Regions from separate parts of the Homo sapiens genome. Here all the other regions are linked to region 3. The links are chromatin loops, found by intact Hi-C in ENCODE. Cell type or tissue: mammary epithelial cell. All regions are shown on one strand. Each heading gives the region's core, and the rest is flanking DNA. Links, peaks and the distances in the headings are about the cores only. Region 1 has its middle 32 kb from the start of DIPK1A. Region 2 overlaps DIPK1A (divergent protein kinase domain 1A). Region 3 overlaps DIPK1A (divergent protein kinase domain 1A).

The links. A loop is a pair of places that touch in the nucleus more often than their neighbours do. Peaks named below come from ENCODE experiments on the same cell type or tissue, not always from the same donor. Only the 100,000 strongest peaks of a DNase experiment are listed, where the experiment ranks them.
Region 1: it touches region 3 in a loop (9-fold over the local background); 2 of 110 quality-filtered maps call a loop at or near these places.
Region 2: it touches region 3 in a loop (7-fold over the local background); 5 of 110 quality-filtered maps call a loop at or near these places.

The regions. Positions count from the first base shown.
Region 1 is chr1:92,988,233-92,999,338 of GRCh38, reverse strand. No RefSeq gene overlaps it. Among named protein-coding and RNA genes, the nearest start is that of DIPK1A, 32 kb to the right of the region's middle. In mammary epithelial cell, for the core only: a CTCF peak has its summit at 5,033 (motif pointing right); no DNase peak of the experiment used is centred there.
Region 2 is chr1:92,853,932-92,865,037 of GRCh38, reverse strand. The region is part of intron 2 of DIPK1A (divergent protein kinase domain 1A); the gene reads left to right. Among named protein-coding and RNA genes, the nearest start is that of SNORA66, 19 kb to the right of the region's middle. In mammary epithelial cell, for the core only: a CTCF peak has its summit at 6,000 (motif pointing left); a DNase peak (open chromatin) is centred at 5,957.
Region 3 is chr1:92,904,064-92,915,169 of GRCh38, reverse strand. All of the region lies in intron 1 of DIPK1A (divergent protein kinase domain 1A), which reads left to right. Among named protein-coding and RNA genes, the nearest start is that of DIPK1A, 52 kb to the left of the region's middle. In mammary epithelial cell, for the core only: no CTCF peak of the experiment used is centred there; DNase peaks (open chromatin) are centred at 4,859, 5,669 and 6,999; H3K27ac peaks cover 2,872 bases.

The sequences.
Region 1 (11,106 bases), core at 1,263-9,262, 85 kb before region 3:
TCTAGCCTGTAAGTACAAATGAGCATTTTTATACACATTTTGTGAGGCGATGATCCCCACCTATTCATGACTACCCCACTACAGTGTTCTCCCTCCCAACTCCACAGCAGTGTTTCTAGAAGTCTCTGGGGAGTGTCTAGGGGTACTTAGGAATTCCACGAGTTCCCATCCCACTAGACTTGTTGGGCATCTCCATGTCATTTAGACATCTGTTTATGGGAGAAGCAAAGGGACTCACCCTCTGGCTCTCAGCTCCCTTTTGGGTAGCCTCACACTGCTCTCTCTTGACACCGTAGGCAGCTGTGTGGCGAGATGGCCTGCAGGTTGCCATGGCTCCTTTGCCCTTGGAAGGCCTGGGAGTCAGATGACGGTCAGGGAAGGGGCTGATGACAGGGGTGAGGTCCAGCAAAGGGGAGACCTAGAGGGAAAAGCTTGGGCCTGGCTCTCCTATTAGAGCAGAAAGATAAAGGAGACTTCTGTAGTTTCTATGATTTCCAGCACAGCTCAGCGGAGCAGGAGACCAAAAGAGAGTTGGGATCAAATTTTGGACCAAAGCTAGAGTCATTTTGCCTGGCTTCATCCCCTGGCTGTATGGCTCTCCAGGACTTATAGGTGCCATGTACGTAACTGGCCAGTTACATACAACACAGCTCACTCCATATGTCTTGTGTCAGAGATGCTCACACAGACAGGGTTTGGGTACATTTTCTTTTATTTGCTTTAAACTTCCACCAGCAACCTCAGAAAATCTCTCTATGGACAACTTAGTACACTGACATTAACTCCTCCCACCACAAAGCAAATCAGCCAAGATGTATGAAAATAAGTTTTATTAAAACCAATTTGTGAAAACTAATTCCTGTTCATCTTTAACAGTCAAGTTACAGGGTTCCAAAGTCCATATAATTCCTCAAAAACTTTTCCTTGGGTCACTCACAGTACTGGGGGTTCCATGGTCATTCCTGACTGTTCATTCGCTTAATTTCTTGCTTTGATAACATGGCTTTTCCAGCTCTCACTTATTTGCCTGACTTCTGACCTGACTCTCATATACCTGGTCAGACCTGGGTCAGACCCCTTTTCCATGCGGGGAGATTGGCCTGACTCCTTTAGGCAAATGGAAGGCAGACCCAGAAGCAGGGCTATCTCTTTGCAGGCCTGGAGGCTATAGAGTGGAAGGCAAATTCTACAACTGTGGCCAAAATCGAGAGCCAGTCTAAACCAGAGAAGTGTGTCCAAATGGGTCATCAGGACAAAGGGGCTCAGTACTGGTCAAGGTGGACAGAGTGAGAGGAGGGAGATCTGGGGTAGCAAGATTGAGTAGGGTAGCAGGATTAATCTCACAGAAACTGATACCTGGGAGATGTTCATACACTTCTTTGGAAGGTGTTGCACAGGCAGGCCACACCCATTTAAAGGCAGCAGGATGGGATGAACAGACAGTTCTCTGACTATGTCCTGACAGGACCTCATTCTCTGCCCACATGCTCCTCCCTAGCCTGTTACAAACGCCACCTCCCACCCCCAGAGCTCACCTAGTTTCTGCCATGACCTGTGAAATCTGTATCTCCCTAATTTCTATTGATCTTGTTTATAATTTGTAATTCCTTCCTTTGCATTGGCCTCTAATTTTTATGGGCACCTGGATAAAATATTTACTGATCACTTCTTGCCCAGCTGACATAAGGAACCCTTGTCTTTTTCTGAGTGCTGTATCTAGTAGAATAGCCCAGACCTTGAAGTTAGGCAGGTCTATGTTTGGATCTCACCCTGCCAACTTGCCAGTTGTGTGATTTTGGTTAAGTTACTAACTACTCCAAGCCTCAATTTTCTCATTTGTCAAATATGCACAATGAGATTATTGTGAGGATTATGTGAGACTTCATATATAAAATAAATGGCATAATGCCTGGCAGAATATATACTTTGCATTCGCCTTTCTTTTGAACTCATTTTGTAGGGGAAAAGTGAGTGAAGAAGCCATGGTTTTGTGGGCACCTAAAGTTCTGTTTTATATATCACCAAGAAGAGAAATAGGATTCTCTGGGTTTATGGGAACCTAATAACTAAAGTTCCTGGCAATAGATGAGTCGCATGATGTCTTAATCCTAAAATTAAGAATCATAAGAAAAGCAGTGGTATCTGCAGTGTCCATGGCACCATTTAACACTATTCAAACATTTCAGGCAAATCTCAGTAGTAATGTGTTTTGCAGTAGCCCTTTTGATTTTTTGCTTGGCAAACTGTCATGACCTAATGGTTAGAAAGGGACTTGGATAGAAAAAGGGAAACCCCGAATATTAATCAGTTCCCATGCTTATGAATAGTAAACAGAATTAAAACTGCCTGATGAAATTAATTTATTAAAAACCTCTTTAATAGAGCAAAAAGAATTCCAAAAAGGAAAATATGTTGGCATTATATGCCTCTAAAAAAGTATTTTTTTTTCAATAAGGCCGATGGCAGAAAAAATATAGATAATTAATCAGAATAAATGTAGTTAAGAAAAACTATTTTGGCCAGGAGCTGTGGCACACACCTGTAATCCCAGAACTTTGGGAGGCCGAGGCAGGCAGATCACTTGAGGTCAGGAGTTTGAGACCAGCCTGGCCAACGTGGTGAAACCCAGTCTCTACTAAAAGTACAAAAATTAGCTGGGCATGGTGGCGTGCGCCTGTAATCCCAGCTACTCGGTGGGCAAGGCAGGAGAATCGCTTGAACCCGGGAGGTGGATGTTGCAGTGAGCCAAGATCACGCCATTGCACTCCAGCCTGGGGGACAGAGCGAGACTCCGTCTCAAAAACAAACAAACAAAAACAAACCCAGGAAGTGAAGAAAAACTCAGGCAAAGGTTTAGTAATAAATAATAAAAATGATTAAGTGACTGACAGTAAAGAAATTAAGTGGCCCTCATAAATGCATCCTGACTCAGGAAAAACACTCAATGATTCAGAAGCAATGGAGATAATACCATGATCTATAGACAAATCTGCTGGATGATGGGCACCTGGGGAAAGCAGGGAAGTACGTGCTATAAAATAGGCACCTGTGGCTTGTGACTGGCCTTGACAGCCTAGAGTCCTCCAGTTCGCCTATGCAAAGATCTCATTCCAGGCAGAGGATCTAGAAGTCACCAGGCTAAACTTGCTAATATCCTTGTACTTACCCCGACCCTTCCAGAGTGTCTGAGACTTGCACCTTCTTCCTTCCACAGCAATCCCAAAGCTTCTCCCAACCCCCATCCCTGGGACAGAAGAAATGACTAAGTAAAAAACACAAGACTTTAGCAAGCTCCTGATACAGCAGAGCCAAGAAATTATGCAAAATCTGAGTTTATCTATAATTACCTCAGAGAAGGTCATGGCTTTTGTTTGTCACAGGCTTCCCTTCCACCTGGTCTGGTTTTAATCCACAACATAATTCTCTAAGCAGCGAGCCTAACCTCCCAGAATACCACAGGGCTAAGGAAGGAGTCAAAACGCTCCACATGGATGGCAGAAGACACATTTGCTCAATTTGAGCCTGTGCACTAGGACAGGCTTAAAACTAAATCCTGGGTTTGAGCACCACTCACCAAAGTATTTTGCTTTGGCATGGTACTGGAGATTAAAGGTAGGAAAGATTACATGGTCACATCAGAAACAAAGTTTACTTTCCTGCCTATGCAGCAGTGGCTTGTTTGCCCAGTAATCTTACTTCCTTATTAAGCAATATTATGGTGGGGCAGGGAGAGGGCCGGAGACATTCTAGGAGACGGGAGCACAGCAGTAGACTGTTGAGAAGGGAGAGGCTATACCCACTCCCTCGCCTCTTATGCCTTTCCTCTAAACACATCTTCTCCATTCCTCAAGCAAAAGTAAGGTCCTCTCTCCTTTATGTGACCTCCCAGTCATGTCAACCCATTCCTCAATTTGATCATTCACTTAGTCACTCAAATGATTATTGAGTGCCCGCTATGCACTGTCTTATGATAGTTCCCTCCATGAATGCCTATGGCACTTACTCCTCATTGTGCTTGGTTATATCAATCAATCAGTCAGTATGCATTTCTCCATAACTGTGATGGTTACTGTGCTCATACTATGAGGTCTACGAAATTGCTCCTGTGAATCTACTTGGGAAGACATGATATGTCCACTTATCATTGAAAAATAAATGATAAATGCCAAACAAATGATGCAGACAGAAAGTGATATGGTTCAGGAAGAGGTTACTGTGGGCTAATGTGGCCAGTAAAGGAAGACTTTCTGGAGATGCTGTGGCGTTAGTAGTGATCAGATAAATGGAGAAGGGCATATAAAAAACAGTGTAAGAAAAGGCACAAAGACCTGCATTAAAAAGGCATGTTAGGAAACTGAGATATGACAAAACTGGCTTAGCTGCTCACCAGCTGAGAGCAACCCTAAATGCTACAATGCCAGCCTGAACACAATGTCCTGGTGAAAAGAAGCCAGATCCCCTTTTGCATTCCTTCTTACTGGGTCTCATAGCTTTTCCATCCTTCTATTCTACAGAGGGCACCCTGAGTCCCGGTTAGAAGCCAAGGTCCTGCTTTCCCACCTCATTCATGCCATCCCATTTCCCAGGAGCTGGGCCCTGATTCTTTCTGGGGACCTAAATTTTGAGTAGATTACCTTGAATAGCATCTCTGCATAGAATTTGGGGGGATGAGATACATGTTAAGACCAGTGAATCCAATAGACATATGAATAGCTTTATTCTCAAACTTCCAACCTGAGGTGATCCATCCACCTCGGCCTCTCAAAGTGTTGGGATTACAGGTGTGAGCCACCGCGCCCAGCAGCTTCACACCTTTTACTATAAAATAAGCTCCTTAATCAGAAACGATGTTTTATGGTATACCATGATGGTGAATGAAGCAGTAAGTAAATCTATAGATCATATTTCTCTCAGATGTATGGCGGGTAAGAAAGGCAGATTACCCAGAATGAATTTCTATTCCAATAAGAATAAATGACCAAATTGCTCTTCCTTAGTCAAAGAAGAGGACAATGTAATCAATCTGCCACCAGGTGGCAGTCTTTTCTTGCTGAGTATAGCAGTGAATTGAGGGCTCAAGGTCAGGCTGGCATTCAAGCAATGGCAGTAGCTAGATTAGCTTTGCTGAGGTGAGGCCCATATTAAGTCCATAAATAATTGTGCAAGTACAGAAGTGTTTGGGGAAAAAATATGAGAGTCATAAAATGGGTAATCTTGTCCACTGGTTATTCAGAACGTCTCAACCGCAAAGGCTATTTGACTGTCATTCACATGAGACACAAATATTCTTACACTCTGGGATCATTCCGAGATATTCATTCACATACATTTCCCCTAAATCTCCAGCTACCAATCCCTTGGTGTTCTGTTCTTTCTTCCAAGTTTTTGAACATGTGACCTTACACTTAGCCCCTGCCCTTGAAAGTGCATAGATCTGCATCTCAGTCCACCTTTTTCAGCAAATGGACCATGACATGCAGTGATCAAAGTTATGCTCAGTGGGAGGATTTACATTCTTTATTGTCTTTCAGACATCTAAGTTGGACAGCTGTTGTGGTTCAATTTTGACTGGTAACACCACACCATGGAGAGTCATCTGTTATCCAGGCTTGAATCCCTTCTTCCTTTCTCAACTGATCACAGGGAACTTCCCGTTAGGATACAGTTGTGGGCTGAGTGTGAAAAGCATAGGCATACTGTGAGTGAGGGTCACCTGCTTAACTAATTAGAGTCTTCAGAAGCTGCTTAAACCTGAGCTTATGTATGCCAATTCTGCTTAATGATGAACTGCTCTGGGCTTTCCAAATTTATGGTTTGGTGTCTCAGACAAGTCCCAGTTAAAATGGGCAACTCACTTCATATGAGGTATCCCGTGGTCAGGTAGAGGTGGCTGGATGCCTTGGTAAGATATGTGGATTCCAGAATTGGTCAATACACTCCATGAAGTTTCAGGGCCCAGCTACTTCAGTGTGGTTTTTAGGAGTCCAGTGGTGAGAGACTTGCTGGAATAACCTCTCCAAAGTAAAAGACAAGTTGTGGCGTCTTCCACCTTAACCCAAAGAAGAAAGCACAGAGCCTGGAAGTCTCTTTAGATTCTGATGCAACATATCCCATACTTAGGAATATTGCACCTGCCCATATACTGGGTGACATGGAAGGCTGACAGCTTTGAGGGGGCTTGAAGAAACAAAGGGCACTCCATCAGGTCCAGACTGTGGTATAAGCAGACCCCTACTCAGGTCACATGATCCAGCAGGCCCTATGGTGTTGGAGGTATCAGTGGTGGCAAAAGATGCAGTGAGGGGCTTATGGAGAACTCCAGTGAGAGAATCACAAGGCTGACCCCTGGGATTCTGGAGAAAGGTCATGCCACCCACAGCAGAAAATTACATACCCTTTGAAAAACAGTTCTTGTCAAGTTGTTGTCTTGTCGAGTTGCAGAAGGCAAGTTACTCTGGTAGAGGCAGAATGTTTGACTATTGAACATCAAATGACCCATGCATTCAGAACTTATTCCCATTGTAATCAGGGTTCTGTCCATAACATCAAGTTAAAAAGTTAGATGGGCCCAGTAGCAATCCATCGGTTGATGAAAATGGTATATCCAGATATATCCAGAATCAAGTCCAAGTAGGACCGGAAGGTACAAGCCAGCTCTATGGGCAAATAGCTCAGGCCCTCGTGTCACCTATTACAGTTGCACTAGTTCCTCTCCCATGGCTTATACCAATGGCCTTGTGAAAGGTCTCTTATGATGAGTTAAAGTGGAAGGAAAAGCCCAAGATTCGTTTATAGATAGGTCGTCTCAAGTGCATACTAAAAATGAGTGGTGACTGCATTATCGCCACATTCAGAGGTGTTCCTTAATGACAGTGGAAAGGAAAAATCTTCCCCAAGGACAGAGCTGGGAATCTGCTTTGGTGGAAGGAAAAATGGCCTACATATAAATTCCTGGGTTGTGGCCAATGGCTTGGCTGTCTGGTTAAAGGCCTGGAATGCAGAGGACTGGAAGACCAGAGACAAAGGAAATCTGGGTAGAGGAAGTGGATGGACATGTGAGAGTAGGCACAAAGTATGAAGACTGTTGTATCACATGTCTACCAGAAAGTATCCACCAGACATTTAACAACCAAGCAGACACAATGGCTCTGCCAATTGATATTAGTCAGACTGCATCACTGGCAATCCCAGAGCTGAGATAATGGGCACATGAGTGGGGTGACCATATGGCAGAGGTGGAGACCACATATGAGCCCAACAGCATGGACTCAGAGCAAAGCCAATCTAGTTATCTCTGAATGTTCAACTTGTCGGCAACAGAGACCATCACTAAGTCTTCAACATATTATTTCTCAAGGAAAACATCCTGGATATTAGAACTCTCCTATTCTGAAAGGGTTAGTGGTTCACTTTCACAAGGATAATGCCTATTCCAGGTATGGGTTTGCCTTTCCTACCCACAGAGCCTCAGCCAGGACTGCTATCTAGGGGCTTATAGAATGCTTGATCCACAGGCATGGAATCCCACACAGCATAACATCTGGCCAAGTGACCTGCTTTGAAGCAGAGGTACAGGAATGGACCCATGACCATGGGTTCCATTGGTCATATTACATGCCACACCATCCAGATGCAGCCAGGCTCACAGAATGCCAAAATGGCCTTCTAAAGGGGCAACTGAAATACTGACTTTATGGGTGGGTCAGTCTGTCTATATTCATTTATTTATTTGTCAGAGTAACATGATAAAAATGCTAGCGTGATTATTTCTTTTTTAAAATTTATTTTTCTTTTTATAGAGATGAAGTCTCACTATGTTTCCCAGGCTGGTCTTGAACTCCTGGGCTCAAGTGATCTTCCACTTTGGCACCACACTCAGCCTCTTTTTATTTTTATTTATTTATTTGTAGAGATGGGATTTCACTATGTTGCCCAGGCTGGTTTTAAACTCCTGGACTCAATCTATCCTCTTGCCTTGGCCTCCCAAAGAAAAGTGCTGGGATTATAGGTGTGAGCCACTAAGCCTGGCAACAGCGATTATTTCCATACGGTGAATTTAATTTTCTTCTTTTTGCCTACCTATATTTTCTAAAGTTTCTGAATGCATTAGTGTTAAATTAACAGGGTAAAAATAAAGAAAACTCCTCTTTTCATTACTCTATAAAATAGCTCTCCAATTTCTGAGCCCTGGCATTCTTACCTTTCCTCTCTTGAACTCTCTAAACTCCTTCTGTCTCTCTTATCACCATAAAAAACATCCGGTACTTCTCAGGAAACACAGAACCACTTCCCTGAAACCATTTACCACATAAATCTGCATTGCTGGGGCATTGGTCCCAGATGGTCCCTGGACTCTCTCAACCTGTGAGTACTGTTTTGTCAACAGTGTTCTGAGTGCTTTGTACACAATATGGCAAAGAAATTTACCCTGGTGCCTTCTGAGTTCTAGAAACCTGCTACTATTTATCTCAAATCCTAGAAACTCCTATTTCATTGTGAATCTGTATTATTTATTGCTGCATTACAAATTATCCCAAAATTAGCAGCTTAAAGCAACATTTATTTCACACAGTTTCCAAAGGTCAGAATCCAGGAATACATTAGCAAGGTGCATCTGCTTCCAGGATGGCTCAGTCACATGGCAGCTGACATTACCTGTGATCCTCCTGAGCCATGAAGGCTATCACTTACTCCTTCTCTTAAGCACACGTGGATAAACCCTGGGGCATGATTAGATCAGTGAGGTTTTTTTCTTTTTTAATAGAGACAGAGTTTTGCTATGTTGCCCAGGCTGCTCTTAAACTCCTAGCCTGAGCTATCCTCCCACCTTTCCTTCCCAAAGTGTTGGGATTACAGGTGTGAGCCACCATGCCCAGTTATCCTTGAGTTTTGTTTTGCTTCTGAGATAGGGTCTCATTCTGTCACCCAGCCTGGAGTGAGTGCAGTGGCAAGAACACAGCTCACTATAACCTCAAAGGATCCTCGCACCTCAGACTTCTGAGTAGCTGGGACTACAGGTGCACACCACCTCACTCTGTTAATTTTTAAATTTTTTGTAGAGACGGGGTCTCACCATGTTACCCAGGCTGGTCTCCAGCTCCTGAACTCAAGTGATCCTGCTGCCTCACTCTCCCAAACTGTTGGGATTACAGGCGTGAGTCACCGCATCTTGTGAGCTTTTTTTTTTTTAATATTTTCTTCCCTTAGATTGCCAGTCATGCTTTTACTGCTAAAAATGCTAGCAGTGATTATTTCTTTTTAAAAAATGTGTTGAGCTCTAAGCTCACAAAGTACAAAATGCTATAATTCGAATGTTTTGTCCTCTCCAAAATTCATATTGAAACTTAATCCCCAATGCAACAATATTAGGAGGCGTGGCCTATAAAAGGTGATTGAGTCATGACAGCTTCACCCTCATGAATAAGATTGGGTGCCCTTATAAAGGGCTTGATGGAGAAAGTTTGCCTCTTTTTGCCCCTTCTATCCCTTCCTCTATGTGAGGACACAGTGTTTCTCCTCTCCAGAGGATGCCTCAACAAATCACTGTCTTGGGAGGGAAGACCGGGCCCTCATCAGACACCGAACCTGCTGGGATCTTGGACTTCCTAGTCTCCAGACTGTGAGAAATAAACTTCTGTTGTTTATAAGTTACCTAGTCTCAGGTGTTTTGTTTTAGCAACACTAATGGATTAAGACATAAAGTAAGGGCATAGAATATAAAAAGGATAGGTGTTTCACTCAGAAAGAACTATCCATTTTTTTCCAATTTTGCTCAAATGAACAAATGAAAACCAGGTCAGGTACAGTGGCTCATGCCAGAAATCCTAGCACTCTGAGGCCAAGACAGGAGGATCACTTGAGCCCAGGAGTTCAAAACCACAGTGAGCAATAATCGTGTCACTGCACTCCAGCCTAGGCAACATAGCAAGGCCCTGTCTCTAGCAGATTTGGAATCTGTAGGCCTAACAAATATGAAAAGAAAGATCTGGGCTCAGTGATCAAAAATAGTTTGATGAAGACATGATTATGAACTTAATCCTATTTCATTTCCAGGCACGATGGGATTTGGGAACTAGATTTACTCTTCTGCCAGCAACAACAAAAACAAGCAAAATTCTTTTGAAACTTAAGAAACTAATTTAAGAACAAGGCACAGTGGTGTGCTCCTATAGTCCTAGCTACTCAGGAGGCTGAGGCAGGAGGATTGCTTGAGCCCAGTTCGAGGCCAGCCTGGGCAACATAGTGAGTCTCTGTCTCTAAAAAAAAAAAAAAAAAAAAATTAAGAAACTGGAAGAAGAAGAGCAAATTCAACTAAGGGTGAGCAGAAGAAAAGAAATAATAAATATGAGATACAAATAAATAAAAAAGAAAAGGCAAAAACAGTAGGAAAAAATTAATGAAACCAAAAGCTGGTTCTTTGAGAAGATAATAAAAGTGATAAATCTCTAGCCAGACTTGTCAGGAAAAAAGAAAGAATATATGAATTATCAATATCAAGAATGTGAGTGGTAACATCACTAAAGTTTCTATAGTTATTAAAATAATAATATGGAAATATTATAAGAAACTTTTTACATATCAATTTAACAGCATAGATGAAATGGATAAATTTTTTGAGTGACAGAAACTATTAAAATTCACTCAAGAAGAAATAAGTAACCTGAATAGCCTTATATCTATTAAAGAATTGAATTTGTTTTAAAAAATCTTCCCACAAAGAAAAGTCCAAGTTGCTTAACTGGTAAATTCTAAATAATGTAGAAGGAAGAAACAATATCAATTCTATACAAATTTTACCAGAAAATTGAAAAGTAGAGAATTTTCCCCCAAATAATTCTATAAGGCCAGTATTATCCTGATACCAAAAACCAGACAAAGACATTATAAGAAAACTATAGACAAATATCCCTCATAAATATGGTTGCAAAAATTCTAAAAATATTTTTAGCAAATTAAATGCAATAATATATAAAAAGGACAGTACATCATAGCCAAATACAGTTTAACCCAGGAATGCAAAATTGGTTTAACATTTGAAAATCAATGTAATTTATCACATTAACAAGCTGAAAAAGAAAAAGCATATGATCATCTCAATAGATGCAG
Region 2 (11,106 bases), core at 1,044-9,043, 49 kb after region 3:
CGGAGTCTCACTCTGTAGCCCAGGCTGGAGTGCAGTGGCGCAATCTCAGCTCATTGCAACCTCTGCCTCCTGGGTTCAAGCAATTCTCTTGCCTCAGCCTCCTGAGTAGCTGGGATTACAGACACACACCAGTATGCCCAGCTAATTTTTTTGTATTTTTAGTAGAGACAGGATTTTGCCATGTTGGCCAGGCTGGTCTCAATCCCCTGATCTCAGGTAATCTGCCCACCTTGGCCTTCCCGAGTGCTAGGATTATAGGTGTGTGCCACTGTACCCGGCCTTGTTATATCATTTTTTTTTTACATTTTCTCTGATTATAGAAATCACTAATTTATTCATTATTTCAGCAAATCCTATTTGGTGTCTACCCATAAAGAAATTTTACAGTTTGACTTTGTAAGTAAGATTTGTAGGTAAGATTCTCTTGACATAGCATATTTTGTTTGTTGGGTTCTTTCATAAAGGGAAAAAAAGAAGCAGAGAAGAATATTTCCCTTCTATACATTTCTCAGGACCATATTGTTTAATATTGATCTCTTCTGACATATTCCTCTATGCAAGCAAGTTCTAAGTTTCTACCTGGGTAATAATGAGGAATTACTCACTACATTACTCTAGCAAACCTTTGTGGCCATTATATGAGCACATCCTTTAAATGGAAGTATTACAAAATAAAAGGGCCTCTAAATGTTATTACAGTCTCTTATGAAATTTGATTTGTTGGGTAATGGTTTATTGCTTAAAGCAACTAACATAAGATATACTAAATTTAAGATATTTGGAACCATGTTTTCAATTAGATAGTGATATATAGCTAACTGTATTTCATTTAGCTTTGCCTTTGCTTAGGATCAATTATTATTTAACTTGAAAAGTTTCTTTTCTGCCATTATCCTGTGTTTTTTAAATATACTGAACCAGTCCTACTTGGAACATACTGGGTTTTTTTGTTGTTTTTTTGTTTTTGTTTTTTGGTTTTTTTGAGATGGAGTCTCGCTGTGTCACCCATGCTGGAGTGCAGTGGCGCATCTCAGCTCACTGCAACCTTCACCTCCCGGGTTCAAGAGATTCTCCTGCCTCAGCCTCCTGAGTAGCTGGGATTACAGGCATGGGCCACCACACCCGGCTAATTTTTTTGTATTTTTAGTAGAGACGGGGTTTCACCATGTTGACTAGGCTGATCTTGAACTCCTGACCGACCTTAAGTGAGCCTCTCCTCGGCCTCCCAAAGTGCTGAGATTATAGGTGTGAGCCACTGCACCTGGCCGGAACACACTGTTTTAAAGTACAAGCTTTTTTCCTTTTAAGAAAAGTATAGCCCTTTTCCCTTTATACCAACTTAAGTCTTTATGAACTTATAAAAAATCTATTAAACAGATTTATTTGAAATCTTAACACACATAAACCCTATTCTAAGGAAATCTCTATTTTATTTTAATTTTTGTGGGTTTTTTTTTTTTTTTTTTGGTAGAGACAGGGGTCTTTCTATGTTGCCCAGCCTAGTCTTGAACTCTTAGCTTCAATTGATTTCCCCCACCTCAGCCTCCCAAAGTGCTGGGATTGTAGGCATGAGCCACCACTGCCCGGCCAATCTTAAATCATAGTAGCACTTCTGGTGGCCTTCATGTCTTATGCTACACTCTCTTATATTTTGTGATATTTCTTGTAATCCTGGGACAGGCAGTATCACTGTTAGGATTAGCTCATTCCTGTGAAGCAAGAAAGAGACTAAGGGTTAAAGCCAACTTAGAAAAGACAAGCCAGCAATAAAACATTTGATTTCAGTTAAATATTTATTGTCTGCTTACTGCACTGTGCTTGAGCCTGGGGATACAGAGATGAGAGGTATCCCTGCCCTGAAGATGCTTACAGACTAGTAGGGGATATGGAAAAATAAAAAGGAGGAGCACATAAGTGAGACTGGGATTAGGGTTGCTAGATGTAGCAAATAAAAATAAGGATGCTCAGTTACATTTGAATTTAAAATAAACTAGGACTACCTTGAGTATAAGTATATCCCAAATATTGCCAATAAACAACAATAATTTTTCAGCATAAGTGTATCCTAAGCAGTATTTTGCTCGGCAACCCTAATGAAGAAGGTCCCAGAAGGCTTTCTGGAAAAGGTTACATCTGAGCTGAATTTTGATGAATGAGCATTGCAGACAGAAGGAGGCATGTGCAAAGCTACAAACATGAGAAATAATGCTACATTCCAGGCATAGCATAGCTAGAGCAGAGAAGATGAACGGCAGTTTGCAGAGGTGAAGGAAGCAGGGTCAAACTCATAACAGACCTTGTATCTCATGGTAAGGAGTTCGCCTTTTACCTTCAGAGCAGTAGAGAGTCAGTAGAAGTTTTTAAGCAGGGAAGTGACTGATCCGATTTATGTTTTAGAAAAATTTTGCTACTTGTAGTGGAGAGGGTGGATTAGACAGGAGACAGCACAAGCAGGGGGATCTGTTTTATGGCAGTTGTAATAATCCAGGCACAAGTGACGAGGGTTTAAACTATGGCATTGACAATGGGAATGGAAGGGATGAAACAGCCTCAAAGGATATGAAGGAAATAATTTGATTGCCAGCAATTGGTGACCAGTTGAGTTTGGGGAAATTGGGAAGAACAAGAAATTTAGGACAACTCACTGCTTCCTCCCTCGGTGCCTAGGTGGTTGATGGCACCTTCCACTGAGGCAGGCCATGAAGGAGGACAACCTTGGGACAGAGGAGGGAAGGGTGTGATGGGTTCAGTCTTTGATAGATTGAGTGTGAATTGCTTTTAGGTTATCCAAATCGAGGCAAGAGATGTTCAGGGAGCACTTGGATATTTAATTCACGAAAAAGGCCTAGGCTGGGATAGAGCCAGGATTCCTCAGAGCTGTGGGAATGTCACTGATGATGGTATACAGAGAACACAAGGAAAATGGAACAAAACCCTGGAAAACACTAATACTTAAGATGGTGAGAAAGGAAGAGAATTCCATAAAGAACACTCATAAAGAGTTGCCAGACAGGTGGTTCACTTGAGCTCAAGAGTGCAAGATCAGCCTGAGCAATATGGCGAAACCTCGTCTCTACAAAAAATACAAAACTTAGCCGGGTGTGGTAGTGCGTGCCTATAGTCCCAGCTACTTGGGAGGCCGAGGTGGGAGGATCACCCGAGCCCAGGGAGGTCGAGGCTACAGTGAGGCATAACGCCACTGCACTCCAGACTGGGCGGCAGAGTGAGACCCTGTCTCAAAAAAGATTGAAAAGAGTTGCTAGAGAAGGAGGAGGAAAATATGAAGAGAGAAGCCATAGGAAAGAGTTTTAAAACAGTGTGGTCAACCAGGACAAATGCTGAAGGAGGTTAAATAATATAAGGACTAAAATTTGCAAGTCAGAGATCATTGTTAAAACTGTTATGAGTATTGGCTGAGCGCAGCAGCTCACGCCTGTAATCCCAGCACATTGGGAGGCCAAGGTGGGTGGATCACTTGAGGCCAAGAGTTAGAGACCAGCCTGGGCAACATGACAAAAACCCGTCTCTACTAGAAATACAAAATTTGGCCATGCCTGGTTGTTCTTGCCTGCAATCCCAGCTACCCGGGAGGCTGAGGCACAAGAATTGCCGGAACCCAGGAGGCAGAGGTTGCAGTGAGCCGAGATCACGCCATTGCACTCCAGCCTGGGTGACAGAGTGAGACCCTGTCTCAAAAAAAAAAAAAAAAAAAAAAAGAGAGAGAGAGAATAGAAAAGCTATTAATATATGATTATCTGAATAGATGCATTTGGCAAAATTCAATCAATTCTTAGCAAACTAAGAATAGGAGGGAACTTTCTTAACCTGATAAAAGACATTTATGAAAAACCCACAGCCAACATCTTATGTAATGGTGAAAGTCTGAATATATAATCACTGATATTAGGATCAAAGCAAGGATATACGTTGTCATTTCTATTCCACATATTACTGAATATCCTAGTCACTGTAATAAGTCAAGAAAAAAAATAAAAGACATAGAGATTGGGAAGGAGGGAGAGAAGGAACTGAATCCACCGATGTTTGATGTAAGTGAGGATTAAGTACCCCCATGCAACCTTATTACTAGGTTGTAATGAAAGCAATTTCTGCTAGACATGTAGACATTTATTCAGTCATAAAACATTTTATTTGCAATAAATATATTTATTTTCAAGCAATCATGAAACATTTCATATAATCTGCCTGTAAACTTATTAAAGTTCTAACCCTGCCTTTTTTTTTCTTTTTTTTGAGATGCAGTCTTGCTCTGTCGCCCACGCTGGAGTGCAGTGGTACAATCTTGGCCCACTACAACCTCCTCCTCCTGGGTTCAAGCAATTCTCCTGTCTCAGCCACCCCAGTAGCTGGGACTAAGGTGCACACCACCATTTTTTTTTTTTTTTTTTTAGTAGAAATTGGGTTTCACCAAGTTGGCCAGGCTGGTCTCGAACTCCTGACCTCAGGTTATCCACCTGCCTTGGCCTCCCAAAGTACTGGGATTATAGGTGTGAGCCACTGTGTCCGGCCCCCAAGTCTGCCTTTTTAAGTGCTCTATCAACTTGCATGAAAGATTTAGTCAAGACAAAACCAATGATACTTCAAAGGCAGGCTTGTGTTTCCTTATAATTAGCATCAGGCCACTAGAAATTCTGAACCAATAATTCTCAGTACGTGGTCTCTTAGGCCAGCGTGGGCACTTAAAATTAATGCATATTTTCAGCCTAATCCAAGACCTACTGAGTCCAGAAACTCTGAGACAGGTCCAGCAAACTGTGTTTTCATCAGCCCTCCGTGCAATCTGAAGCTCTCTAAAGTTTGAGAACCTCTAACTGTAAAACTGTTAGCTCCAGGTACCTCCCTAAAGGTAAAGATTATAGCCTCAACTAGTTCTTAAAACCTCTTCATTAAAAGGTATGGAATATCTCATATTTCAGCCAATCCACAACACATATCTTAGATACCTTTAATTTTACCAGTTATCATTCATTTGTAATATTTATCCATCCATTTATCATGCTATTTAACAAACCACAGGCCGGGTGCAGTGGCTTATGCCTGTAATCTCAGCACTTTGGGAGACCAAGGCAGGCAGATTGCCTGAGGCCAGTAGCTTGAGACCAGCCTTGGCAACAAATTGACACACCATCTCTACTAAAAATAAAAAATTAGCCAGGGTGGTGGCATGCACCTATAATCCTAGCTACTTAGGAAGCTGAGGTGGGAGGATTGCTTGAGCCCAGGAGGTCAAGGCTGCAGTGAGCTGTGATCATGCCACTGCACTTCCAGCCTGGGCGACAGAGTGAGACCCTGTCTCGAGAAAATGACAAATTTCACCAATAAAAGCCAGATTTCCTAATTAACAAGTCTCAGAAATTGACCAATCTTGATCAAAGTAAGGAGATAAGGAATATAGAAGCGCTTGGAGTAGCTGCCTCGAGCATTGGCTTCCTGATTACAGCTCTAGCCAAGCACCTGTGCATTCCTGATTTGGATATGAGAGACATCTGGACTATAACTTACACACATATATTAAACTGTGTGTGCTGAGGAATTCTAAAATAAATTGCAGACTCTATTATAACCGAAGGAAGGAAAGAGTGGAGAGGATGTGTGTGTTGCGGGCAGGGGGGAGAGAGATTTGAGCACTTTTAATGGCTGAGAGAGAGAGAGGATGAGAACGCGAACATGAAGTGCAAGTCTAGAAAATGGTGAAGATTTAGTATCGTTGATACGGGGAACGGGAGAGGGTGTTGACGAGAGACGTGGAAGATTTTCAGGCATTGTTAACCCAACTCAGCTATTTTTTTTCCTTAGGAAAAATTGATGAGTTTGTCTGAAATACATTTTTAGAACACACATCTTAGAAAATTACTTAAAACCTGGTAGTATACATCTGTTCATTGTTATTGCCCCCTTGTGGTATAGTTTCCATAGTTGATGAAATTATTCATTCAACTCGGGTGGGTTTCGTCAAATAAGACTAAAGAGTGCCATCTCCTGGTTTGATGAGGTATGTGCAGGCAAGAGAGGCATTTAGGAGAATCACCGGAGTAAAGAACAATCTTAGGACAGGAAAAACCTTTGATGTTTTCGCTGATCATCCTATGGTAAAGTGAAACATTCTCTATAATTTCTGTGTCTTTTTATTTAGAATATCGTTTTACTGACAGTAATTACAGTTTGTGTCTGTGGCTGTGCCTGAAAAACAACAAAACAAAACAAAACAGTACGTGGCCAACCATCCTTTCTATACAAGCATGTGGGAAATTTGCTTTTGGTTTTTGATGTAAGCCACAAGTGGAAGAGCCTGCTCATTGTAACTGCCTCTTTGATGAAGGGTTGGCTTGAGATTTTTTCTTAGAACTAGAATTTGTCTTGTAGCTGAATGCCAGACTAGTCTTTACTGCTTCCCAATAAGTTTACTAATGAGCTACCTGGTTTGTGCTTTAAAAAAAAAAAGTATTAAATATTATAGAAAAGTATGCACTTTAATCCTCAATGAGATTTTAAAGCCAAAGCCACTATTTATGTTGGTTATTTAATAAACATTTACGGAACACTTAAATACCAAACTGTGCTGTGTGCTAGAGAGGAGGGGAGGTTTGAAGATGAATGTAACCAAGTATCTGCCTTCAAATCATCCAGCTTTCCACAAGGGAAGATAACTTGGACACAAATAATGTTAGATTTCAGAATATACAGAAAGAAGGGAGGAAGAAAATAGTGTCAGGAAAGAAATATAAACTCCCAAGATGATTATTGAAAGATGGTTGTGGAAAGAGTCATGTTTAAATCCTGACATTGAACAGAGTTAAGATGAAGTGTTTCTTAAGATTCAGGAGCCCAAGATCAGGACAGTGGAAGGATATCACTCTTTAAGTCCGATCCCATGAATTGTTCATGACAGAGGGCCCTACTTCCGGATAAAAACCCAGCATACACTTCATTCATCCATTTGGCAAGTGCTTTTTTATCTGTATTTGATTATGCGTCAGGCATTGTACAAAGTCCTCAGGAAATAAGGATGAAAGTCCTAGCCCTGTTGTGAGTTGCTTGTATGGAGGGAATGACCAGAGACACCTTTAGTGGGTGCACTCGGGAGGGGTATCTGACACAGTCGGTGCTAAACCTGCTCTGCATGCTCCTCTCCAACATAAATAATCCTGGTTCTGTTACTTTAGTGGTTAAAAGAACAGGCTCTGGAGGCAGACTATCTGGGCTCAGGTTCCAACTCTGCCATTAACCTGCTCTCTGTAAATTTCTTACCCTCTTCTTAACCTCTCTTGCCTCAGTTTCTTTATCAATAAAATGGAGATAATGGTAATACCTATTCCATAGGGAGATTTTGAGAATTTAAGATATATACATGCAAATCTCATAGAACAGTATTGGCATATAAAAAACAATATGACAGCCGGGCACGGTGGCTCACTCCTGTAATCCCAAGCACTTTGGGAGGCCAAGGCAGGCAGATCGCCTGAGGTCAGGAGTTCCAGACCAGCCTAGCTAACATGGTGAAACCCCATCTCTACTAAAAATACAAAAATTAGCTGGGCGTGATGGCAGGTTCCTATAATCCTAGCTATTCGGGAGACTGAGGCAGGAGAATCACTTGAACTGGGGAGGTGGAGTTTGCAGTAAGCCAAGACCACGCCACTGCACTCCAGCCTGGGTGACAAAAGCGAAACTCCATCTCAGAAAAAAAAAAAAAAAACAATATGACAAACGCTGTGTAGCTACCACCTTCTTAACAAATCTTAACCTTTTGCCATATTTGCTTCATTTTTAAAAAGAAGTAAAACATTACAGGTATAGTTGAAGCTCTCTTATCCTGCCTGATATTCTCCTTCCTCCCTCTTTAGAGGAATCACCATCTTGAATTTGGTATGAGTTTTTGCCATGATGTTTTTCTACTTTCACTGCATGTGGCAGGGGTACATAAATACTATGTTTATGTTTGCATATATCTAAACTTTAATAAATGGTACTAAACTGCTCACGTCATTCTGAAATTGTTTCTATTTCACATTATGTTGATATGTCTGGGCCTATTTATTTCATTTTAATGACTGCATAGTATTTCGTACTATGAATATACCACTTTATTCAACCATTCTCCTGTTGAGGGGCATTAACGTTCTTACCCATTTTCCACTCTCACAAACTGCATCTGGATGGCAAATCTCCCAGTACTGCACCTAGATGGCATGCTGCAGTCCTTCCAAGACTGTACCCTGGCCTGCATCACATCTTGTCTTATCTTGTCTTTTCTCTTCTTTTCCTTTTCTTTTTTTCCTTCCTTAAAACTAATCTCTCAAGACCTGGCGCAGTGGTTCACGCCTGTAATCCCAGCACTTTGGGAGGCCAAGGCGGGTGGATAACCTGAGGTCAAAAGTTCGAGCCCAGCCTGACCAACATGGAGAAACCCCATCTCTACTAAAAATACAAAATTACCTGGGCTTGGTGGTGGACACCTGTAATCCCAGCTACTTGGGAGGCCGAGGCAGGAGAATCGCTTGATCCCAGGAGGAGGAGGTTGCAGTGAGCCGAGATCGTGCCATTGCACTCCAGCCTGGGCAACAAGAGGAAACTCCGTCTCAAAAAATAATAATAATAATAAATAATAGTAAATAAACTAATCTTTTATAGAGTTATTGGCCTGCTTTCTTTGGAAGGAAACATTTTTGGTTATTGATTCAATTTTTATATGTATTAATCTAATTCAGCTTTTTTGTTTGTTCCTGTATGACTTTCTATTATGTATATTTTTCTAGAAAAATTGTTTATTTCAAATGTATTACCATAAATTGTTTCTATTTTTTTGCCACCACTACTCTTTTCTTTCCTAATAATGTTTGTTTCTCCTCTTTTTCTCATAATCAGTCTTGCTAAAAGTGTATCTTTTTTGGTAAAGTTTTCAAAGAGCTACCTTTTTATTTTTATTTATTTATTTATTTTGAGACAGGGTCTCACTCTGTCACTCAGGCTGGAGTGCAGTGGCACAATCACATTTCACTGCAGCCTTGACCTCCAGGGCTCAAGCCATCCTCCCACCTCAGCCTTCCGAGTAGCTAGGACACAGGTGTGCATCCACACCTGGCTAATTTTTGTATTTTTTGTAGATACAAAGTTTTGCCATGTTGTCCAGTCTGGTCTGGAACTCCTGGACTCAAGTGATTCACCCTCCTCAGCCTCCCAAAGTGCTGGGGATTATCGACGTGAGCCACCACACCTGGCCTGATTTTTTTTCCATTTATTTCTTCATTTATTATTTCTTTTCTCCTACTTATTTTGAGAGTTTATTTTCATTATTGTTGGGTTTTCTTTTTTTTTTCTTAGAGACAGAGTCTCACTTTGTTGCCCAGGCTGGAGTACAATGGCATGATCGTGGCAGCCTCAACCTCATGGGTTCAAGGGATCCTCCTTCCTCACCCTCCTGAGTAGCTGGGACTACAGGCACACACCACCATGCCTGGCTAATTTAAAAAAAAAAAAATTTTTAGATATGAGGTCTCACTATGTTGCCTAGGCTGGTCTTAAACTTCTGGCCTCAAGCAGTCCTCCTGCCCTGATCTCCCAAAGTGCTGGGATTACAGTTGTGAGCCACTGAGCCGGTCTGTTGGGTTTTTTTTGTTTGTTTGTTTGGTTGGTTGGTTGGTTTTTTTAAGTCTCTTTAGTTGAGCGATTATTTATATTCAGTATCTTGGTTTTTTCGTCATTGCGTTTAAATTTGGAAATTGCTATAATTTTCACTGTAAGAACTGCTTTGGCTGCCTCCCACAAGTTTTGATATATACACTTGCATTGTTGTTCACTTCTAAATATTTCTGCATTTCCATGGTAATTTCTACTTTAACCCACAAATTATTTAGGAATATGCTTTTTAGTTTCCAAACATATGTTTGTTTTTTTGTTTTACTTTTTACTTTTTAAAAAAATTGTACAGTTTTTTGGTCTTTTTTTTTCTCTTTTCTTTTGCAATGGGCCATGTTTGAGCTATGGGACTTCAACTTGACTTTTTTTCTTCCACTTATTTTTTATTTATATGTGGTCAGAGAATGTGGTCTATATGATATGACTTCCTTGGAAACCCTAAACCATACCTACAGGAGCTTTCACTCAAGCTCCTCCTAATGAGGCCTCAGACTTCCCATCACCTTTGCATCAAGGAAGAAACATGCCAATGAAATTGCGGGCCATCTGCTACCAAGCAGATATGCCTAACAGATGGTTCTGCATTTTCTAAAATATCCCCAGAGGTTGACCAGATGGAAGAAAGGCATTGGGCCTCTCCCAAGTGGCCTCCCAAACTTGAGTTTAAGAACTAGATTGCTTTGCTCCTCTCCTGAAGATGAAACTTAATATTCTTAGCTACAGACAGATCTGAAAGAGAAACCAGGTCATAGCCAAGGGCTTGTCCAGGAACTTCTCCACTACTACTAGCTGAAGGGCAACAGTGCCTTGGTGTTGACACTTAACTCTGCACATGGGCAGGGCTCTTGATCTCTATCAGGACTGCCCATATCCTCCAAGCAAACTGTAAGGAGTATTGGTAGGAGGGTACAGGAGGCAGGCCTGAGGAGCCTGTGCCATTCTGAGCAATATACAATAGTCATTAAGAGAGTGGGCTCTGGAGCCAAACTGACTGGGCTAGAATCCTGGCTTTATTATTTTGTAGTTGTGAACAAATTACATAACAGATATTTCTGTTTCTGTTTTCTTATCTTTTAATGGATATTAGGTTCCACCTCCCAGGGTTGTTGTCATGGTAATAAATGTATAGTGCTAGGAACAATGCCTGACACATAAGAAGCACCTACTATCAGGTATTATATTAACAGTTTTTATTGGCAGGCACAGTGGCTCATGCCTGTAGATCTAGCAGTTTGGGAGGCTGAGGTGGGAAGCTTACATGAGCCCAGGAATTTGAAACCAGCCTGGGCAACAAAGTGAAACCCCATCTCTACAAAAAATTAAAAAATTAACCAGGCATAGTGGCACATTCTTGTAGTCCCAGCTACTCGGGAGACTGAGGCAAGAGGATCACTTGAGCCTGGGAGATCGAGGCTGTGGTGAGCCATGATTGTGCCATTGCACTCCAGT
Region 3 (11,106 bases), core at 2,050-10,049:
ACCTGGACCTTAAACACCAGGATCACTGAGGTTAGAAGTACAGGAGGGTGTGTGTGTGTGTCCTTTTTTTTTTTTTTTTTTTTTTTGACAGTCTTGCTCTGTCACCCAGGCTGAAGTGCAGTGGTGCCATCTCGGCTTACTGCAACCTCCACCTCCCAGGCTCAAGAGACTCTGGTCCCTCAGCCTCCCGAGTAGCTGGGATTATAGGTGTGCACCACCACTCCTGGCTAATTTTTTTGTATTTTTAGTAGAGATGGGGTTTCACCAGGTTGGCCAGGCTGGTCTCAAACTCCTGGCCTTAAGCAATCCCCCCACCTCAGCCTCCCAAAGTGCTGGGATTACAGGTGTGAGCCACCGCGCCCAGCCCTAAGTGCCTACTTCCTTTTTTTTTTTTTCTTTTTGAGACGGAGTCTCACTCTGTTGCCCAGGCTGGAGTGCAATGGCACAATCTTGGCTCACTGCAACCTCCGCCTCCTAGGTTCAAGCACTTCTCCTGCCTCAGTCTCCCAAGTAGCTGGGACTACAGGTGCCCACCACTGTGCCCAGCTAATTTTTGTGTTTTTAGTAGAGACGGGGTTTCACCATGTTGGCCAGGCTGGTCTTGAACTCTTGACCTCAAGTGATCACCCACCTCGGCCTCCCAAAGTGCTGGGATTACACGCGAGAGCCACCGTGCCTGGCCGGTGCCCACTTCTTATGTGTGATCTCTCTTCCCTGTCCTCGCCTCCTGTGCTGTATTTCTTCTTCCCTACTCCCTTGTTGCCTCCCTGATGTCTTCCTATTTCCACTTTAAGGGGAAGCTCGTATAAAAGAACTTCACATGTGATTAATAATTAAAATGTTGATAATACAAAGACAACCTAGAACAAGCCATTGTTTTACACTGTGGGTTTTTTTCCCCACTGTTACATTTTTAAAATGTTTTCTTTCCTTTAATGCTCGTTAATCCAATTCATCTGACAGATGTCTACTGATAATCTAGTATGTGTCAGGCACTGTTTTAGGTACCTGTTTCTCTTCTCCATTGCCTTTTGCTCCTAACTTTTTCTATACCCTTAGTTCCTTTCCTGTCCCAAATTGGATGTCAGAGAGAGAGACAACTGAGAAAAAGAAATTGCAGTGATGGAGTGTCTATGTATATTATATTCTCTGCATATTCTAATAATCATTTCACTGATTTTCTTTGACTTCAAAATATTGTGTGCTTTGATTGAATGAATGCCTCAGAGTATGTATGGCAAGACATCCCATTTGTTTACACATTGGGTTTAAGGACTTCTTGCTGATTAGCTTACCTTTTTCCAGAATGGTAATATTGATCTATTCTTGATTTTCTAAGTCTGACAAAATGGGAAGAAAGCTCTGGCAGGAGGAGAAAGAAAGATACAGATCAGAGGAGACAGGCAGAGAGGGCCAAAATAAAAAGCTTTGCTAGAGGGAGAGCTATGCGGCAGAGAAGTTGGCTAAGGCCCCCAGGCACATAACGTATCATATACAGTATATTACTTACTGCTGCCCTCTGTGTGTCAGTTCAATAAAATAATTCAGTTACAGCTCATGGAGCAAGAAGGAACTTTAGAGATTATTTAATTTGCTTATAAAGAATGTGTCATGGAACATGCAAAGAACTCTACTTTCACCCTAATTAATACAAAAGGAGCCAATAATAGGAAAGACAAAATGGATATTTTTGCCATCTTTTATTTATTGACTGAGAATCTGTCTTCTCGAAGCAGAAATGTTCTCCAACTAGGTACACAAATGAATAGACCAGTATTTTCCCCTTTTTTTTTTCACATCATGGTATAAAAGAATGATAATTTGTAAAGTACTAGAGCAAACATACAGGGCTGCTGTCAACTTAGGTGACTGACCTGGGGTTGAAGCAATCAGTAGCTTGGGAATAAATTGTGTAAACTGCAGTATTGTAGTCATTAAATATTGAATTTTATCCTGCAATTAGAAAGCTAACACCTCATCTTGGTGACTTGATTTTAAAAAAGGAAGCTAACATGTTTTGGCATGAATAAGATAGCTGTAAATAATGGCCTGATTAACTCTGTTATCTTTTTTTTTCTCTCTTTTTCTTTTTCTTGGTCTTACTCTGTCACTCAGGCTGCTCACTGCAGCCCCGACCTCCTGGGTTTAAGCAATTCTCCTGCCTTAGCTTCCTGAGTACCTGGGTATACAGATGCATGCCACCATGCCTAGCTAATTTTTTTTTTTTATTTCATAGAGACAGGGTCTTGCTGTGTTGCACAGGCTGGTCTCAAACTCCTGGACTCAAGTGATCCTCCTTCCTCGCCCTCCCAAAGTGCTGGGATTGTAGGCGTGAGCCACTGTGCCTGGCCTCTATGGCTTATATATATAGATACATGATGTTGTGGCTGGTAGTCTAATGTATTAGGTATAGCTCCATCAGGGAAAAAGAAGTGCATATTTTAGATTATTAAATCTGGCCTCTGACTTTTAGTTTTTTATAACCACTTGGGTTTTGGAGAAAATTTGAGTGAGAATGTTGGACTCTAAGCTCTAGATCTTTGGACTCATCAAGCCTTGGATAAGAGGGTATGTGGGTCTTGAAAGTGATCTAATATGTTTTTTATAGGTATCTAACATTCTATAGTATTTTGAAAATTACACCTATATATTCATATAACACTTTAGTTCTCTGCATTTTCCCCTTTAGTTCTGAGGGAATTTTTTGGACCTATAATGAGAGATCTTCTTTTAAAATTACATTAATGTTTGGCATATATATTATATATATGTTATTTGTAAGTTATGAATATAATATTTGTAAGTTATGAATCATATAAAAAACTAACGCCCACAAACCTATCACAACTTTAGTGTTAAGTTAGTCTGTGTTAGTAAGTGCTGGGGATGGGGCAGCAACTTAAACATTCTCGTAACAAGTCCACTTCTCTTCCTAATAAGTATCCTTATATCGATACATTTCATTCCTTATTTTTAAAATGTGTAGTGTTGTGATTAAAACAAATTGAAACCAATGACAACAAATGTTGGTAAGGATGTGGAGAAACTGGATCACTCATACATTGCTGTTGAGAGTATAAAATGGTATAACTACTCTGCAAAATAGTTTGGCAGTTTCTTTAAAAACTAAACGTACCCTTTTTTTTTTTTTTTTTTTTTTTTTTTTGAGATGGAGTCCTGCTCTGTCACCCAGGCTGGAGTGCAGTGGCACAATCTCAGCTCACTGCAACCTCTGCCTCCTGGGTTCAAGTGATTCTTGTGCCTTAGCCTCCCAAGTAGCTGGGATTACAGGCACCTGCCACCACACCCAGCTAATTTTTTGTGTATTTTTAGTAGAGATGAGGTTTCACCATGTTGGCCAGGCTGGTCTCAAACTCCTGACCTCAAGTGATCTACCCGCCTAGGCCTCCCAAAGTGCTGGGATTACAGGCATGAGCCACTGCGCCTGGCCTAAACATGTAACTTTCATATGACCCAGCAATTATACTCCTGAGCATTTATTCCAGAGAAATGAAAATTTAACATAAAAACCTTCATATAAATATGCATAGTAGCTTAATTTGTAATACCCCAAAAGTGGAATCAGCTCAGATGTCCTTCAGTAGGTTAAACAAACTATGGTACGTATATAATATAGAATACTATTTAACAATACCATGCAAGGAACTGTTGATACATGTAATGTCTTAGTCTCTTCAGGCTGCTGTAACAAAGTACCATAAATTGGGCGGCTCATATAAACAACAGAAATTTATTTCTCAAAGTTTTAGAGGCTGGGAAGTTCAAGAACAAGGTACCTGCAGATTCAATGTCTGGTGAAAATCCATTTCCTGGCTCATAAAATGGTACCTTCTAGATGTGTTCCCACAGGGTGGAAGGAACAAGACAGCTTTCTGGGGCCTCTGTTATAAGAGCATTAATCCAATTAATGAGGGCTCTGCCCCCATGTTTTAGTCACCTCCCCAAAACTCACTTCCTCATACAATTACAATGGACATTAGGTTTTAACATTAATTTTGAGAGGGCCACAGACACTCAGACCATAGCATACAACAACTTGAATGAATCTCCAGGGAATTATGCTTGCCGAAAAAAAGCCAGTCTCAAAGTTTACATATTGTATGAATCCATTTATTTAACATTCTTGAAATCATAGAGATGGAGAACTGATTAACGGTTGCCAGGGAATGGGGGAGGTAATAGAGGTGGATGTGGCTATAAAAAGGCAACATGAGGGATACTAGTAGTGATGGAGTGGTTGTGTGCTTGACTGTAATAGTGGAGACATAGACCTACACATGATAAAATTGTATAAAAATAAATACATCCCCTACACCCCCCTGACAAGAGTACAAGTAAAACAGGAAGTCTGAATAAAATCAGTAGATTGTATCAATGTCAATATGGGGAAAACTGTGCAAAGGGATCTCTGTATTCTTTCTTACAGCTGCATATCATTGCACCATTATCTCAAAATAAAAAAATGCAATTTTAAGTAAAATTACTGGTTCAAATTTTTAAGAACTATAGCATATTTATTTTAATAATAATTATTTATTATTAAATTATTTATAAAGGAATGGAATCTTGGAATGGAAAGGACCTTTGAATGATGCACTCTAGTCACTGGCACTATTGTTGGTAGATGTTTGCTACAATCTCATTTTAGTAAACTAGACAGGTATTTCTGAGAGGTGCCTATTTAGCTTTTGTCTATACACTTTCCCCCTAAATTTAATGTGAATAACCTGAAGAGCTTGTAAGATGCATGTTCTCAGGCTTACTCCCTACGGATTCTGATTCAGTAGGTCTAGGGGTGGATCCTGGCAACGTACAATTAAAGAATGTTATCAGCTGACTGTGATTCAAGAGATCAGTCCATTGAATTCTGACTCAAGAGATCAACAATTATGAACAATAAATCATACTTGTTATGGTGAGTAAATAAGAACCCTTTAAATTTCTCTGTGGCATAGAGGATTTGTAGTTAGGTGAGAATTTTAATAGCAAAGTACTGATAAAATTTTCCAAACACCCACGTGTTGAAGAAAGAATGTTTGACCAAACTGAAGGTTTTACTTGCTCGGAATCAACAAGAACTTTGAACACAAAGAGCTTGCCCTAGGTTCTTAGATGGAAGGAGCCCTTCCCGTCTCTTAGCTGCCTGACCACTCGTGATTTATTTGGTACAAAGAAGGCAAAGACTCCTGCTTTAGACTGTACAAAGGGAAAGATACTAATGTGAAGAATGCCAAAGCACTTTATAAACTCTGAAAATAATCTATTCATTTAATTCCTTATGTTTTGTAAATGAGGTTCCAACTAAAGCACTTGGGCAGTCCTTTTATTCCCCCCTACACCCTGGTAGTCAAGTTACTTAAAATGATTGCTGTTATTGAAAAGCAGATACAGAGAAATTCTGTTCTACCTTTTGGGATGCCTAGGTTGCAGCTTGTTGAAATCTGAGTGACACTCTCTGCTCTACACCTAGGGCCAATAATCAGAACATCTTCGCTTGGGCTTATGTCAGAGTCCAGTCCTACTGTTTCCCCAATTCCTGGATATACATATTGAGTTGGTGAGTTGTCCTGTGAAAGCCACTCTTTCTGGGCTTGAGGCCAGGAAGCATCTCCCAACTCCTTCCTTTCCAGAGTGATCACAGGAGAACAAGTACATCTCTCCAAAGAAACCTCTGCAAATCCTCCCTCCTCTTGACCCCAGATATGACTCAGGGATGGTGAGGCATCGGAGAACCAGCCTGGACCCGTTTGGCTTTTATTGTGTGTATTTTCTGGGCACCTCATTTTGATGTACAGCTTTTATTTTATCTTTGTGCCTCATAGCACAAAGCACATAGCATTTTGTGTTTTATATAAGTTGGTATTTTGTGTAGTAAAGACACAAAAATATATATAGAATGAGACATACTGAATTTCAGGTATTCTCCTCTGCAGATGAAGGAAAAGATGGGGAATTTATGGAGAGAGGGTTTAGGTGTAGTCATAACATTTTATTTCCTCTTAGAAAAGAGTTTTAGTGTAGCAAACTGTTGACATCTGTTTACATTTAGTGGTGGGTACAGAGCTGCCTTTTATATTACTTTCCTAATTTTCTATATGGATATTTTTTCCTGAATTTGGAAATGTTTTGTAATTTAAAATTATTAATAGATGGAAAAATCGATCTAGGTTACAATACTTTTTCTGCTTTAAGTTTCTCTCTCTTAATTCTGAAAGACAGAGAAAACAGAAATCATCTGGTAGAAGCTGTCCCACCTCCCCACCCTCAGATGTGCATCCATCCTTACACTCTTCCTTCTGCTCTAGGGACAGCGGAGTTGGTGTCTCTCCTTGAGTCCAAGTCCAGCCCCTTTGTCCCCTCTTTGGATCTCTCCCTTCCAACCTCTCAGGAACCTTTGTGCTATTTAGCTGTCAACACCTCACTTTTCTGTCAACATTTAAACATGTGCTAGTTTCTCTTGGCTTTAAAAAACCTCTGCCTCAAGGCTCCTAATGCTCTATGTCTGTCCTCCCCTTCATAGTCTAACTTGTCTTAAGAGGTATCTACCTGGTTGTCTTTAATATCACACCTCCTACTCTTCAGCCTACTCCAGTCTGGCTTCTCTCCCATGAAGTTGCTCTTATCAAGGTCAACAGTGACTTCCATGTTACTAAATCCAATGGATATTTTCCAGTCTCCAACCTTTGACACCATTGACCACTCTCTTCTCAAAATCCTTTCCATGATTTCTGTGTTACAACATTCTCGTTTTCTTCTACCCTATCTGATCTTCCATGCTCTCTTTTATCAGCTTGTCTTTTTTTTACCCAACCATTAAATAGTGAAGATTCTCAGGGATCAGTCCTAAACCCTTTTCTCACTCTAATTTTTTTCCTCAGGTGATGACGACTACTCCCATGGCTTGTTACTTTCCCTGTGATTCCCAAACCTCTACCTCCAGTTCTGACCTCTGTTTTTCCTGCCATAGACCTGTACATACAGCTGCCTGCTAAATATCACTTGCATGACTCATAGACACTTCACTCTCAACATGTTCAAAACTGAACTCATCCTTCCCCAATGTTTTTGTCCTTCAGTGTTTTTGAAAATGGCACTAGAATCCATCTAGTTACTCAAGCCAGAAACTTGGGGCTCCTACTTGATTTCTTCCTCACTATCATCCACTGAGGTGGGAGGATCATTTGAACCTGGGAGGCAGAGTTTGCAGTGAACTGGGATCATGCCACTGAACTCCAGCCTGGGTGCTAGAGTAAGACCCTGTCTCAAAAAAATATATATTTTTAAAATTTTCTTATCAAGATCGAATTTACATAAAGTGAAATGCTGAGATTTTAAGTTGTACAGTTTGTTCAGCTTTGACAAATGCATTCATTAGTGTAAGCCTCATCCCTATTAAGATACAGAACAGGCTGCGCATGGTGGCTCATGCCTGTAATCCCACCACTTTGGGAGGCTGAGGCAGGAGAATCACTTGAGCCCAGGGGAGTTCAAGACAAGCCTGGGCAGCATAGCAAGACCCTGTCTCTACAAAAAAATAAAAAGTAAGCCAGGCATAGCGGGGTACACCTGTAGTCTTAGCTACTCAGGAGGATGAAGTGAGGGGATCCCTTGAGTCTAGGAGTTCAAGGTTGTAATAAGTTTTGATTGTGCCACTGTACTCCAGCCTGTGCCACAGAGCAAGACCCTGTCTCTAAAAAACTTTTTTTAATTAAAAAAAAATTAAAGCACAGAACATTTCCATCTTCCTAGAAATTTCTCTTGTGACCCTTCCCAGTCAGTCACTCTCCAAAGCAACCACTGATCTGATTCAATTTTTTAAATATTTTAATGTATTTTTAAGACAATACTGCAGAATAAAACACAAAAAGATGCTCTAAACCTTAAAAATAATTTATTGGTAGTATTCAAGTGGGGCTGTTCTAAAATATAGGACCTGTGGCATGTGATGATTAACTTTAGTTGCCCTGTTTTGTTCAACTTTAAAATTTTTACTTAGCATTATGGACTGTGCTATGGCAACATCTTCCCATCTCCTTATTATATTATTTCCCCAATTAACTTGTTTAAATCATACCTTAAGACTCCAGCAATTAAAAATATTGATTAGAAATTTTAGATTATTTTGTCATTCATTTGAATATTAAACATTTAAAGAGCCTAACTGAACCCAGACACTGACTTCTTTTGTTTATTTATAGGATAGGTGCAGTAGAGGCAGTTAAATGTGAGCTTGTTTATAATGGTCCACAATGGATTCAGTTCTAATTCAGAGGTACAATCTTTAAAGATAAGAGGTAATTTAGGCTCTCATACAAGTAGCTCAGCCCTTTCATTTACAGGTAGGCTGGTTTTAGGTCCATAGATTCTCTACGGAATTCCATGGCATCGTGAAAAGAGCAAGAGTACTAGGTATTACACTTACCTGGGAGAAACAAACACTACCAGGCCCCACATACTGTGCCTTTTTTTCACTCATCTGCATGCTTTTTTGACTGTGCATCTCTACTGGGAAATTTTTTGAGTATATCCCCCAATGTAGGTATCATTGTATTCATATTATATACATTATCATACTTATATAAATAGGAATTTTAAAATATATATTTTGTCCATGATTAAATTTTATATCTGCATTTTATTGATGAAGACACTAAAACTCAAAGAAGCTTAATAACTTACTCAAGTTCACGTAACTTACTAGTTGGATGATAAGTTGACAAATTCCAAACCATTTTGGGGCCTCATTTATAAAGTTATTCCAACTATGTTATCTTCAAGGCCTCTTCTAGCCCTTAACAACTTGTGCTTCTATGCTAGCTAACACTCATCTGTCTAAGACTTAGTCTCTGATTTAATATTTCTTTGCAGATATGGCCCTATTATCCATATATTAATGGCTAGTAATGTTAGGAAATAGTGGGTGGAAGAAGAGAAACTTACATTTAAAACAGTATCAAGCTAGCTTGTTCTTTGGTATAATTTTTTAAATCCTTCACAGAAATAGAAAAAAAATCCTAAAATTTATGTGGAACCACAGAAGACCCAGAATAGCCAAAGTCATCCTGAGCAAAAAGAACAAAACTAAAGGAATGACATTACTTGACTTAGAATTATACTACAGAGCTATTATAACCAAAACAGCATGGCACTGACATAAAAACAAGCACAGAGACCAAGGGAACAGGATAGAGAACCCAGAAATAAATATATACATCTACAGTGAACTCGTTTTTGACAAAGGTGCCAAGAATATACATTGGGGAAAGGACAGTGTCTTCAATAAATGGTCCTGAGAAAACTGGATATCCTTATGCAGAAGAATTAAACTAGACCCCTATCTCTCAACAAAAACAAAAATCAAATCAAAATGGATTAAAGACTTAAATCTAATACCTGAAATTATGAAACTACTACCAGAAAACACTGGGGAAATTCTCCAGGAAATTGGTCTGGGCAAAGATTTATTGATTAATACCCTAAAGTACAGGCAACCAAAGTGAAAATGGACAAATGGAATCACGTCAAGTTAAAAAGCTTCTGCACACCAATGGAAACAATCAACCAAGTGAAGAGACAACCCACAGAATGGGAGAAAATATTTGCAAACTACCCATCTGACAAAGGGATTAATAACCAGGATATATAAGGAACTTAATAGGGAAAAAATCTAATAATCTGATTTTAAAATGGGCAAAAGATCTGAATAATGTTTCTTAGAAGAAAACATACAAATGGCAATCAGGTATATGAAAAGGTACTTAACATTGCTGATCATCAGAGAAATGTATCTCACTCTAGTTAAAATGGCTTCTATCCAAAAGACAGGCAATAACAAATGCTGGCAAGGATGTAGATAAAAAGGAACCCTTGTATGTTTTTGATGGGAATGTAGGTTAGTACAGCCATTATAGAGAATGGCATGGTTGTTCCTCAGAAAACTAAAAATAGATCTACCATATGATCTGGCAATCCCACTGCTAGGTATACACCCAAAAGAAAGGAATTAAGTATATAAAATAGGTTTCTGCATTCCCATTAGATTGTAGCACTATTCACAATAGCTAAGATTTGGAAGCAACCTAAGTGTCCATCAGCAGATGAACAGATAAAGAAAATGTGGTACATATACACAATGGAGTACTATTCAGCCATAGGAAAAAAATGAGATCCTGTCATTTACAACAACATGGATGGAACTGGAGGTCATTATGTTAAGTGAAATAAACCAGGCATAGAAAGACAAACTTCACATGTTCTCACTTATTTGTGAGAGCTAAAAATTAAAACAATCGAACTTGTAAAGAGTAAAATGATGGCTATTAGAGACTGGGAAAGGTAGTGGGGTGGACGGGAAGTGGGGATAGTTAATGGGTATGAAAATATAGTTAGAATGAATAAGATCTAGTATTTGTTAGCACAACAGTAATTATAGTCAACAGTAATTTATTGTACATTTAAAAATAACTAAAAAGGTATAATTGGAATGTTCATAACATAAAGAAAAAATAAATGCTTGAGTTGATGGATACCCCATTTACCCTCAGTTGATTATTATTCATTGCATGCCTGTACAAAATCTCGTGTACCTCATAAATATATACACCTATAATGTACCGACAAAAATTAAAAAATTAAGAAAAATTCCATTGCCATCTTTTGCTTATAGGTATATGCTGTGTATTTAAGAGATTTATAGCAACATTCACTTAAAACATAATTTACCAGATACCTATTACCCTAAACACCATAGGTAATTCTATCAGTATATTTTCATGAGGATCTTTGGGTAATTATTTTTCAGCATTTTCCCATATGGCAAGGTGAAGCCTATTATTTTTCTAGGTACTTGTGTTGCTGTAAGTAACCACCAGTATGGAAGGTGCCTCAATTCCCTGCAATGCCACAGCAAAAACACTTTTATTTAGAAATAGTCTCAGTGCAATTTCTTTGTAAGTCAGCTGTTTCCTTCTAAGTAAAAATTGCTTTGATCAAAAGATCTGTCATTTGTCTCTGAAACATTTTCTATAAGTTTTGTTTTGGTTTCAGCCTTCTTTGGAATTTAAGAGAGAAATGAGAAGACAATTT